Linked DNA regions of Mus musculus: region 2 is linked to region 1. Evidence: chromatin contacts called from ENCODE Hi-C or POLR2A ChIA-PET data. All regions are on one chromosome and are shown on one strand. Each heading gives the region's core, a stretch centred on a gene start or an enhancer-like site at or near the end of the contact. The rest is flanking DNA. Distances are from core to core; before and after follow the strand shown.

What was found. Hi-C counts contacts between places; a loop is a spot of excess contacts on that map. ChIA-PET counts read pairs that join two places held with the same protein, here RNA polymerase II (POLR2A).
Region 2: a loop to region 1 is called in a map of heart, with 2.9 times the contacts of the local background. The contact joins the promoter of Pycrl here to the promoter of Zfp41 in region 1. A Hi-C loop is called at or near these places in 1 of 37 maps with a recorded cell type or tissue (heart). POLR2A ChIA-PET finds 5 or more read pairs at or near these places in 1 of 5 experiments (embryonic stem cell).

The regions. Positions count from the first base shown.
Region 1 is chr15:75,612,388-75,618,137 of GRCm38, reverse strand. Zfp41 (zinc finger protein 41) reads right to left here and starts at 1,454. Exons shown (of 3, transcript NM_001044718.2): 1 at 1,318-1,454; 2 at 1-94.
Region 2 is chr15:75,919,927-75,925,563 of GRCm38, reverse strand. It overlaps Pycrl (pyrroline-5-carboxylate reductase-like), which reads left to right and starts at 4,004. Exons shown (of 6, transcript NM_025412.2): 1 at 4,004-4,188. The coding sequence starts at 4,098. Gfus (GDP-L-fucose synthase) reads left to right here. Exons shown (of 11, transcript NM_001357005.1): 10 at 180-279; 11 at 570-881. The coding sequence ends at 625.

The DNA of each region.
Region 1 (5,750 bases), core at 205-2,704:
TGGCTGCCTGGCTCCTTCTCTGGGACTTCGCTGTCAGGGACAGCTCCTGCGTACGAAGCTGCATCAAGCAGACAGAACCACGGTCGTCTTGCTTCTGGAGGCAAAAGCATGAACAACAGGTCAGAGGCAGCTCTTAGCTCTCTGCAGCTCCACTGTCTTTCCAGCTGCTCACATGATGAGCCCCTCAGACTAAAGTGGACTCCCCAGAGCTCTAGCCCCAGGCCTATAAGCTGAGCTCAGAGCCTCTGGTCCACTGTATGCTCATCTCTTTGAGTGACTCTCTCACTCAGCCACAGACACTCCTGGGCCTGAAGACAAGATTTTCACTCATCCCAGAGAAAGCCATAGCCATCATGGACCGATGGCCATTTTCCACCTCCCCAAACAGAACCTTCCCCGTTCTTCCTTATCCTCTCTACCCGCCCACATTGGGACTGTGCAAACACCCTGGAGTAGGAAGTAACTCTACCATACAACAGCCTGGTTCTGAGCCTGGAAAACTCAGGGCTCTCCTCATAATCCACAGCAAACCCCATCAGACCCCCAAAGGATGCCTCTTGTATTGATGAGGCTCTCTCTATGTGACCCCTCTTTATCTCTAAACCTGCACCATCCCCTTTACTCCCAGAGGCCCAAAGGGGTGGGCTCTGCTGGCAGTTCCATCTAGAGCACCCACACTTTCCCAAAAACACTTTGGGAACACACTGTATTTTGTTCTAAGCATTTGACAAATACCCACATATCTAACCCAGCAGATAAAATTCTTATCCGGATTCAGAGTCCAAGATCCAGGCGGCTAGGTGACTGTTTGCTCTATGTCAGCATCTGAAAGTGTTTGTCTTTTGTGGGACAGCTCAGGAGACACCTGAGAGTCCCTGTCTGCAGCATCACTCAGTACCAATTCAAACACCATCACTCTGGTGAGAGGAATGACAAGCGGGACCCAGGTGTCTGTGTCTGCTCACCAAGGACCATCCTCACTGAAAACTTAAATAGTCATTAAAACCAGAGAAGACCCCAGCGACTTAGCTTATTGCCCCCTCTCTTCACAGGCCTGTGCACAGGAGTAGGTGCGAGTGATTCAGGCAACTTAGTTGAATTCCGCTGACCTAGGGACTCAGGTCCATCAAGGAGCTGCTGGAGCCGGCAGGATAAGGCGCTCAATGCATCCAGCAACAAGGGGCTTCGCTAGGTAGCCCGGCCCACCTTCCCCGCCTCCAAGGACCTCTGCAACACCGCCGAGGTGGTCCACAGAGAAACGACTCAGAAGCCGGCCTTCGCCCGGTCGGGGCTACCGTGCACACACGCAGAGAGTACCTGATGGGTGCCGAGCACAGACGCCGGCGGAACGTGGCCGTAAGCAGGCTGACCGGCGGGCGGGCGACCGTTAACAATGCCCACTTGAGCCCGCCACTCCCGCGCCTAAAGGCGCCCGCCCCTCTGGTGCCGCTCTACCTTCCCCGGCCTCTCGGTGGTGCTGCCGCGCACCCTAAGCCCCGCCCACCGCTCGAAACCCACTCCAGTGCCGCTCTAGGACCCTTGCCGGGTTCTCGGTGGTACCGCCGCAAGCTCCGGAGCCCCGCCTGCTCGTTCACGCCCTTCTGGTGTCGCTCTAGGAGCAGCCGCCCGGCCTCTCTGTGATCCCGTGCTGCGGCCGTAGGCCCGCCTACCTCTCCCCGCCCCTTCGGGTCGGCTCTAGGAGACACTGCCCTCGCTCCTTGTGATGCTGTGGCTGCGGGCTCGAGCTTCGCTTGAGAGGATGCTAAGCAGGCGTCTGTGCCTGTGCAAGCTTCTGGGCTGCGGGCGGCGCCTTTCTCCCGGCGTGCGCCTCTTCTCAGGACTCCAAGCCTTCTTCTGCAGGCTTCGTGTTATTTCTCAGTCATCGGGTTTGCCATCTGTGGCACGCCGGGATGGCGGACCCAGTAGTGCACGGCCTGTAGCCCCCTGGAATCATCCGACCCCGCCCCTCCTTTCCGGCAAAGCCAGGGTCCCCTGCTCTGTCCTTAACGCGGGCCTTTACAGATATTTAAATCTAGTCACTTCTTGTGCTCTTTCGACTTTCTGGGTATATTCTCCACTATTATATTTGGTTAGGCTGGCTTAGAACTAGCAATCTCTTGCCTCGGTCGAGTCCTGGGACGATAGGTGTGGCCCACGGCGCTTGGAGAATGAAGTTATGAGAAACGAATCGAGAGCTGTTGTGTGCTTGGTGAAGTCTCCCTGGGGGCGCCATTTTACATGACTAGTACACAGTGTTAGTGCCTCCTGTGCTGCAGAAGCCTGTATCAAACCTCTAACAGACCCTTTCTTTAAGTGTCGTCTCCACCTCATCCGTTTAGATTCAACGCCAACATGCTAGATAAATGTAATTGTCCAGCGTGCAACTTGGCGGAGCTTGCCGATTATCATTCAGGCATCGCTGTCTAGATTCACAAGAGTGGCTGTGTATTGAATGGTGGTTCATTCAGCCTCCTGAACAGCTGCCTCTGCGCTGTGTGCATCACAGCTTTGGGATCCTTTGTCCACTGAAGGACGTGTTTACAAGGTTGTTGGGAAGCAGCGCCCCCCCCCCCGCCCTCCCCCCGTGCTGTTTCATTTCCCTGGGACCGTGCCCAGGAAGGCAGTTGCTAGGTCCCAAACTGCATGTTGCCTTTTGCAAGAAACAGACAAGCTGCTTTCCAGAGAGCCTGTGCCATTTCTCATTCATTCCTACCAGTGGCATGGGGCTTTCTGGCTTACCAGCATTTGGTACAGGGAGGTAGGGCATCTCCTTGCTTGCTTTCCCCAGAAGGTTAGTGGCCTGTGTGCTTCCTGCCATCTTTCATGTAGTCCCCAGTCTCTTACCTATCCTCTAATGAGGTGGGCTGAGCTGGATGCGCATAGACTGTTGGTATCATTCTTGTTCTTTTCAGCTCTCAGGCATGCTCCAGCTTGTCCCTACCCCCACGCCCCTTCATTTGTGGAAGAGATTCTGTTTTGGAGTGGCTCCTCTCTGGAGAATTATACCCTTCTCTTGTCAGTGAGACTCAACTGCTAAGCCTGTGGCTTGGGCTTGCTCACGTGGTCCAAGTTTTTCTCTAAGAAGACAATGAAGTGTCTTCTGCTAAGAAGCTCCAGTGTCTGGACACAAGCTCTGAGCCATCTGGACACATGGCCCCTTTGTCTGGTGGCCAGGATTATTTGCTGTGTACAGCTTAGGGTCGGCCTGAGGAGATGCTGTCTTCAGTGATATACAACTGAGACATGTCTGTTCCTGACAGTGGCCGTTCACATGGGAACCTGGGTAGTGTAGGGCCTCCCTAGTTGCAATGGATTGTCTTTGTGTTAATGTCACTGCCTTGTTCCTGCGTCACTGGCTTCTACAAACCACAAGGTCCTTGGAAGGGCAATGGTAATGAGTCTCCTTCCTCAGGATTTCCTGCCTTGGGGAAAGCACCTGCTCCCCTCCCTCCCCACCCCCCCATCCACCACCACCACCAGGATTTTTACAACTCAACAAGGAACAGTAAGACCACTATAAATGGTTGCTTTCTGTCCTGGGAGGCAGGAAGATTCCAGAGAGCCCCTGGACTCTGTCAGTGAAACTGAAACTCTTGTCCAGCACCAGCCAAGAACAAGAGCTAGTGACCCTACAAGTGAGTATTCGTTGTGAATACAAAATGTCAGAAACAGATAAACACATTTGTGTCTTTTTACAATATCAGAATTTATTGAATAACAAATAACAAATTCACAAGCTACATTGGCTTCTTTGACTGGTATTTGTCAAGTGGTTCAGATTGGCTCTTGCTAGTGACCGAGGCAAGCACAGCTTCTTTTATTCCTGTGAAGACTACTAATGTTAACACTCTAATTAGACCTCAACTGGCACACGGCAAGTATTTCTGGCCATAGGTAGGTTACAGAATGTCTGCAACAGGGTTAAGAAGATTGCTGTGGAATTCAGGGAGGCCATAGTGGAGGTAGAGGCAGGAAGCTGACATAGAGGCAGAGTCCCTGGTAGGGTGAGTGACAAGTCCTGTTAGGGAGCTGCTGCTAGGGACACTGGCAGAGCCACACCCCAGAGTTAGAGTTCAGCTGAGCTGCAGTGTGTAATGGAGCTAAGGAAGTGAGGTGAAACCTACACTAGTGTCATGGTACTAGAGGCAATGGGCAGCCCTGTGTCCAGATGGGCAGAGAGAGAGATGGATGGAGTTGACTCAGCGGTGAAGACCAAGCTAAGCTGAAGTTCCCATGGCAGCTGGGTTTTCTTTTCTTGCTGGCCCCTCAACTTGAACGTATATCAGGGTGGTCACAGGACAGGTTTGTGGGAGCTGTTCCCATTTTACTGTTGGGATGCTTTAAAATCTTTTTCCCCCTTATCTTTATGTCTGTATGAATACACGTGGAGACCACTTTGTCAGTCTTGTTTGAGGCAGGCTTTCTTTGCTGTTTGTTAGCTGGCCTGTGAGCTTTTGGGGATTCTCCTGTCTCCTCCTTCCATCTTGCCGTAGGAAGAACACTGGGATTATAGATATGTGCTGCCACATTGGGCTCTTCCATGTATTGAGTGAGGGTCACAGCTCGGGTCCTCATGCCTGTGCAATAAAAGCTTTACCCACTAAACTATCTTCCCAGTCCTATTTTTATTTTTTAACTTAAAAAAAAGAGTTATGTATGTGTGTGTGTGGTGGTGGTGGGGAGTGGGGACTGGAGAGATGGCTCAGTGGTTAGGAGCACTGACTGCTTTTCCAGAGGTCCTGAGTTCAATTCCCAGCAACCATATGGTGGCTCACAACCATCTCTAATGGGATCTAATGCCCTCTTCTGGTGTGTCTGAAGACAGCTATAGTGTACTCATATACATAAAATAAATAATTAAAATAAAAGAGGTGTGTGTGTGTGTGTGTGTGTGCACTTGAGTGTGTGTGTTCTATGAGCATGTTTGTGTGTAGGAGTGGATACCCTATAAACAGGCACAGGCTATAGGAAGACAAGATTGGGCATCTTGTTCTGTCATGCTCCGCTTTCTTCCCTTGAGACAGGGCCTCTCACTGAACCTGGAGCTAGGCTGGCAGGAAGCCCCAGTGATCCTCCTGCTCTCCCCCTCTGTCCTCCCCTGCTGCCCCAGCTCTGGGTTTATGTGCAGCCATGCTCAGCTTTTTACTTGTATTCTGGGAATTTGAGCTCAGAACCTCATGTTTGCATAGCAAGAACTTTAACCCCTAGACTATCTCCCCAGTCCCAAGAGTGGCTATTTTTATAGAATCATTTCCATATTTTTACTTTTATACCTTACCTGTGTTGTTTTGGTCAGAAGAATAGAGGATATGAATCATTTCCGCCTTGGGCGGAGACGTGGCATTCTGTATCTGACATTCTGTGCAGGGGTCTTGTTGTAAAAGCCATTGTCACCTCTCTTCAGAGTTAATCCAAATGGCTCTGTCACTCACCTGGGCGTGAAAGCCAGCTATTCCAGAAATGTTAAGAAAATCATTATGCCCAGGTTGATGGCTCAGCAAGTAAAGGTGCTTGCCACAGAGACTGGTGATTCTGGTCCCTAGGGTCCACATGGTGATGGCTGATTCTACAATAGCTCAGGCTTTGTTGGAAACAGACCTGTGGGAAGCAGATCTGTAATTCCAGAAAGCCAAATCTGCTTCCAGGCTGGGATAACTATAGGGCAGAAAAGTGGGAAGAGAAGTGAAAATGTTCCTTTTAGGCCCACTGTTGGCTGTTGCTAGGGGTAACGAAGGAAATAAGGCACATGG
Region 2 (5,637 bases), core at 2,755-5,254, 300 kb before region 1:
ATGGGATGCTGGTGAGGCAGTGTGGAGGAGTAATTCCGTTTTCCCATGTCGGATGGCTAACAACACCATTTTGTTTCTGGTGGTGCTTGCCCTGGCAGCGGTGGGTAGGGTGAGGGGGTGGGGGGATATAGTGGGGGAAATAGTACTCTTTCTGTTATGGTCTTGACCAAGGCATCCAGTTTGATTCAACAAAGTCAGATGGGCAATATAAGAAGACAGCCAGCAATGGCAAGTTGCGGTCCTACTTGCCCGACTTCCGTTTCACACCCTTCAAGCAGGGTAAGTTCCTGTCCCTTCCACAACCCTTAACCACCCCAACCTGCTTTCAGGCTTTTTGCCAGTTAGCCCCTGGCTTCAGCAACAGCTGTTTCTCCCGGTTCCCTGCTGAGGTCTTAGCCTCTGTACTGGGACCATGGGGTCTGTTGCTTTGCCGGCTTGGTCACCAGACCCTTTACAGCGCCTCTCCCCACTGAGAAGCAGGACACTATAGTTTAGGGTATGGGGGGAGGGGACATTCTATCTCCTGTGGGGCAGGGTAGTTACTGGCTCTCCCTTGTCTGTCTCTGCAGCTGTGAAGGAAACCTGCACTTGGTTCACCGACAACTATGAGCAGGCCCGGAAGTAAGGCGCGGGGCAAGCAAGTGCTCGCCTGGCGATGCCCAGTCAGTGGTCACCACCCCCAGTTCTCGCCAAGAACTGAGGACAGTATCCAGCCACCTGAGCCATATGCTGACCTCTTTGCCAGGATCCTCCATGCTGCTGTCCAGTAGGGCCCATGTCCATCCTTGGGGAAAGGCCAGACCAACATTTTGCTTGTCTGCTTCTGCCCAACCTCCATGTGTCCCTGCTGGACTAGAAACCAATAAAATGGATTTTCATGAGCCTGGACTCAGAAGCTGGGCCAGCCTTCTCCTCCCCACAGTGTAGCCTTCCTGGCCTGGCCTGGCCTGGCCTGGCCTGGCCTGGGACCCACTGCCCCTTGTATGCTACTTACTTAGCTCCTAAGAGCTACTGGGCCCAAGACAAGAGTCCCTGTGTGAAGGACCAGAGGGTGGAGTTAGGAGGTCAGGCAGCAGGTAGCCTGTGTCTGATGTGAATTGTCAGTGCTATCAGATCTGGGGCAGGGGACCTCCCCAACAATCTAGCCTGTAGCTTAGCCATGCTTAGCCCTTCACCTGTGGTCACACACAGGTCACTCTTCCTCAGACTTGCAGACTGCGGTGAAGGAAGATAGGTCTTGATTTTGACAGATTCAGTGGGCCAACGGGGCACAAGGATGGACCTGCAAGGAAGACTGGTGATGGGTGACCCAGATTTCTCTAGACCCCCCACCCCCACCCCCATCGCAGGCCTGGCCTTGTTGGACAGCATTAGCCACCTGTGTGGTAACATTGTGGGCCTTTCCATTCGATTCCTTCTTAGGTGGTCAAACCCAGGCTAGTTAGGGTACCTAAGGCTGCTGCAGTTAGGGCCAGGCCACTTTGATATTGGTCGTCTTTGACTACTGCAGCTCTGGGTCATTTTCAGGCTCTCATCTTAGAATTTATTCACCTAAGGCTGTTAGGATTGTTTCTTGACCATGAGGGGTTGGAAGTCACAGGCCCCTTGACACCTCTCAATCTTGAAATGGAGCTACTACTGTCCCCGAAGATTGGGGAGAGCAGAGAACATTTAGTCTCAAGACTCAAGAGCTACAGCCCCAGGCAGACAGAAGTGACCGTCAGCATGTGTGTAATAACCTTAAGACTTTCCCAGGTGATGAATCACCCACCAGCCACATAGCTGAAGCTGACAACGAGCTGCTGGACAAGTCAGGGTTTTCCAAAGGAACAGAACTGTTAACACATGCAAGGTGATTTATTAGGCTGCCTTACAGGATGTGTTCTGGGTAGCCGGACAATGACTAACACTGGACAGGCCAAGAATCTGGTAGCTGTTCAGTGTATAAGGCTGCATGGCCAGCCTGGCACTGAGGGCCTGGAGGACTCCTGGAGAGCTGCTGGCCTCCTGTGTATTGTGTATTTTGGCACCCTAGATGGATTTAGTGGCAAACGAGCAAAAAAAAGTTTCCTTCCATGTCCTGTTAGGGAGCTGCCACCAGAAGGCGCTGCCTTGCCTTATGGTGGATCTTCAGAAGCCACACCCATTCGACCCAGTGCCTCCTTCCCAGGCGCTCAGCCAGTCTGCTAGGTCTCATAATTTGCTCAGCTTTCTCCACTCAGCCCAACCCTCCTAGACATTCTGCCTCTCACCTCCCTGAAGTATTAAGATATCCAAATGTTTTCCCTCACCCTTGGTTCTCAGCCTGCATCTGAGGCCTTCTGTCTTCCAGCAGGACAGTCACAACCTGCCAGGTCTTTCATCCTCTTAGAGCAGTGTCAGCTGTCCCCTCCTATGTTGTACCGCCCAGCCTACCTCAGGCCCATGCCTTCCCAGCACCCATCTCCACCTTTAAACCTCACCCTCTGATGAGCATCCACCAAGCAGGCCAGGACATTAAGGAAGGAATTAAGGATGTAGCTCCCAGCCCCCAGGAAGAGCTGATCTGAGTCTATCAGAACTTGCCAGACACTCAGTTGTCCAGTGACCACCAGTCAGTGTTAAACGTGTCATTATGTCAAGAAATGCACCCTGTCCTAAGAATCAGAGTGCCTTGATCACTCTGGCCAGACAGCTGCATACACTTTCCGACAGACTTGAGGCCAAGTCTCAGCCTTGAACATTTCTGGGTGCCGCCCAGAATACACAAGTTCTTTACACTCATGTCCCTCACCCCATAGAATGGATTTTTGTCTCCATATTGAGGATTCTGCAGGTTCCCTGTTGCTACCTGAGACAGTTAATGTCTAAGAAGGAAAAGCCTTATTTAGCTGTAGTTTTTAGCTCCTGGTTTTACAGGTGTCCATCTAATGTCAGGCAGACTTAGTGCTTGTAGGCTTCAGGTGGGGTCTGGGGAAAGATTAGGAAATTATAACTCTTCACCTCGCACAGTGAGAGAGAGGGAAGGACTGGCCATCACATCCCAATTGTGGCAAGCAGGAGATGACCATCTTTACTGTGGGACCTCACAGTCCAAAGACAGCATGCACTGCCCTTCTAAGTGCTGTGTTCTAGTTTGCCTAATTATGCACATTCAAAACAAGACAGCAACAAACCACCTGTATGCTGGTGGTTGTTTGAATTGGTAATTTGGATGAGACGAAGGCTGGGATCCTGATCATTTTATTTATTTATTTATTTAGTTAGTTAGTTAGTTAGTTAGTTAGACAGGGATTCTCTCTGTGGCCTTGACTGTTCTGGAATTTGCTTTGTAGACCAGGCTGGCCTCAAACTTGAGCTCCACCTGCCTGGGACTGAGACCAAAGGTGTGTGCCACCACAGCCAGGCTTCTGATTGCTCATGAAAACCTGCCTTTTTTTCTGTTTTGGGCTTCTTGATTTGCTTGCTTTTTCTTTCCTCTGCTCTCACTTTAGCTAAATGACTATACATATAGCCAGCTAAGTGACTAAATGTCACTATATGTGGAATTCAATACAGATAACTATTTTGGTGAGACACTAAAGCACTCAAAAGTTTTTTTTAAATTAAAAAATAAGTGCTGTGTATTAGTGACTGATGGTTAGTGCTGCTTTTAATGTAGAGAACCAGAACCCACTCCGAGGACTGAACCCAAGGCACCCAAGCTAGGCAAGAGCTTGGAGTACCTACCTTACACCCCAGGCCCATCCTGGAGTGGTTCAAGCGTTTTTTGGTTTTTGTTTTTTTTGTTTTTCTCCCCCTCTAAATCTCTCTGTAAGGGTTTTGGAGAGACTCTAGCTAGCTTCAGGCTTCTCAGGAGGAATTAGACAGCCTGCTTAGGACTAGCTCCCCTTCCTTTCTCTTCTTTCCCCTCAGCAAAATCACTGACCAATGGTTTACCAAAGCTTGGGGGAAATCCCGCCTCAAGCGTCAAAATCCAAGTGTCTGCGCCCGCCCCGCCCCGCCCCGCCCCGCCCCTCTGTCCTCCCAAACCCGCCCAGTCGCTTCTGTCGGTCAAAGCAGTTCTAGTGGGCGGGACCCGCTGCCGCAAGGACGAGAGAAGGCCAGCTCAGAGCAGGATGGCGGCGACAATGTCTGAACCTCGGCGTGTGGGCTTCGTGGGTGCAGGCCGCATGGCGGAGGCCATTGCCCGAGGCCTCATCCAAGCAGGTGGGAGGCGAGGCCTGGCTGGGGGAGCTTTCGTTCTAATGGGAGGAGTTCGTAAGCCTTGGCGGGAGGGGCGCACGTGGTACACCAAGGGCCAGTAGGGTGAATTCGCTGGTTTCCTGGGTGAGAATCATACATCAGGACTCTATTAAGGCCTCCAGGATCGCTGGATGAGTCCGCAGTCCCTTCCCAGGCCGGTGAGTGGGCATGTTAGGCGAGGTGTGGGGGAAAAAAACCAAAAAAAACCAGTTCATTTATTTAACATTGATTGTATTGGTGAATATTCCTTTAAATGTATTGCATTAAAGAATATTACGATTGACTTCACGTGTGACTTCTTTGTAGTGGAGTTTGCTTGTTTCTTTTCTTTTCTCTTCTTCTCTTCTCTTCTCTTCTCTTCTTTTCTTTTCTTTTCTTTTCTTTTCTTTTCTTTTCTTTTCTTTTCTTTTCTTTTCTTTTCTTTTCTTTTCGAGACAGGGTTCATTTGGCCTGGAACTCCCAGGTAGACCAGGCTGATCCTGAACTCAGGGATCCACCTTTTTCTGCCTCCCAGAGTGTTGGAATTAAAAGTGTGAGCCACTCGCTGACTCGCTTTTAACTTTTTATCTCCTTAATGTGGCTGCGAGTTTCTAGTTCCATATGTGGCTCAAATCGTGCCTTAGATTGAACCGACTTAATGCCAAGTTAAATGTCTGACGTCCTGGCCTCTTCCTCCTCAGCCTCTGGCTTAACCAAAGGCTACCCATTCCTCAGCCCCCACTCTCAGAGGTGGGCAGCTGTGAGGACACTCGGGAGGAAGAGGATTGGCCCTGTGCTCTGAAGAGTGCCTGCTATCGCTGGTTTGTCATTTCTTTATGGCAACAATACCTTGAATTTGAAGACTGACGTTTCTCCACCAGTTCCAAATGTCTGCTACCTGGAGCTTGAGGGGTATGGTGGGGAGAGAGGCAAACTCTTCCGGGCTGAGGACTGCTGGTGTATATAACTGATGTTTTACTGGCCCAGCACGGCTGTACAGTATTTAGAAAACTTTATGAACAGATTGCGGGTAGAGGAAGTTGGTGACCTTTGGCTCTCTGCTTTCAGTTGTATTTCAAAGTCCAGAGGCCCATGATCATGGGAGGAGGGCTTCCTACAAGCCTTAGCAGTTTACACGTCGAACCTGGCAGTTCACCTGCCTCTTGCTGCTACACACACTGTCACTGACATCATTAGCTCCCTGGGGAAGGTTTTAGCATGCACTTCTGTCTGGCCCAGGCTTTCTACCCCTATATCCTCCAAAACCAGGTGGTGTCCACCAGAGGGGCCACTTCGTTTCCCCAGGACACACCAGCTCACTTGCCTGTTAGGTCTTTATCAGACTGGCTTTGTTTGTTTTTGTTTTAAGACAAGGTTTCTCTATGCAACCCCCTGGCTGTCCTAGAACTCACTCTGTAGACCAGGCTGGCCTGG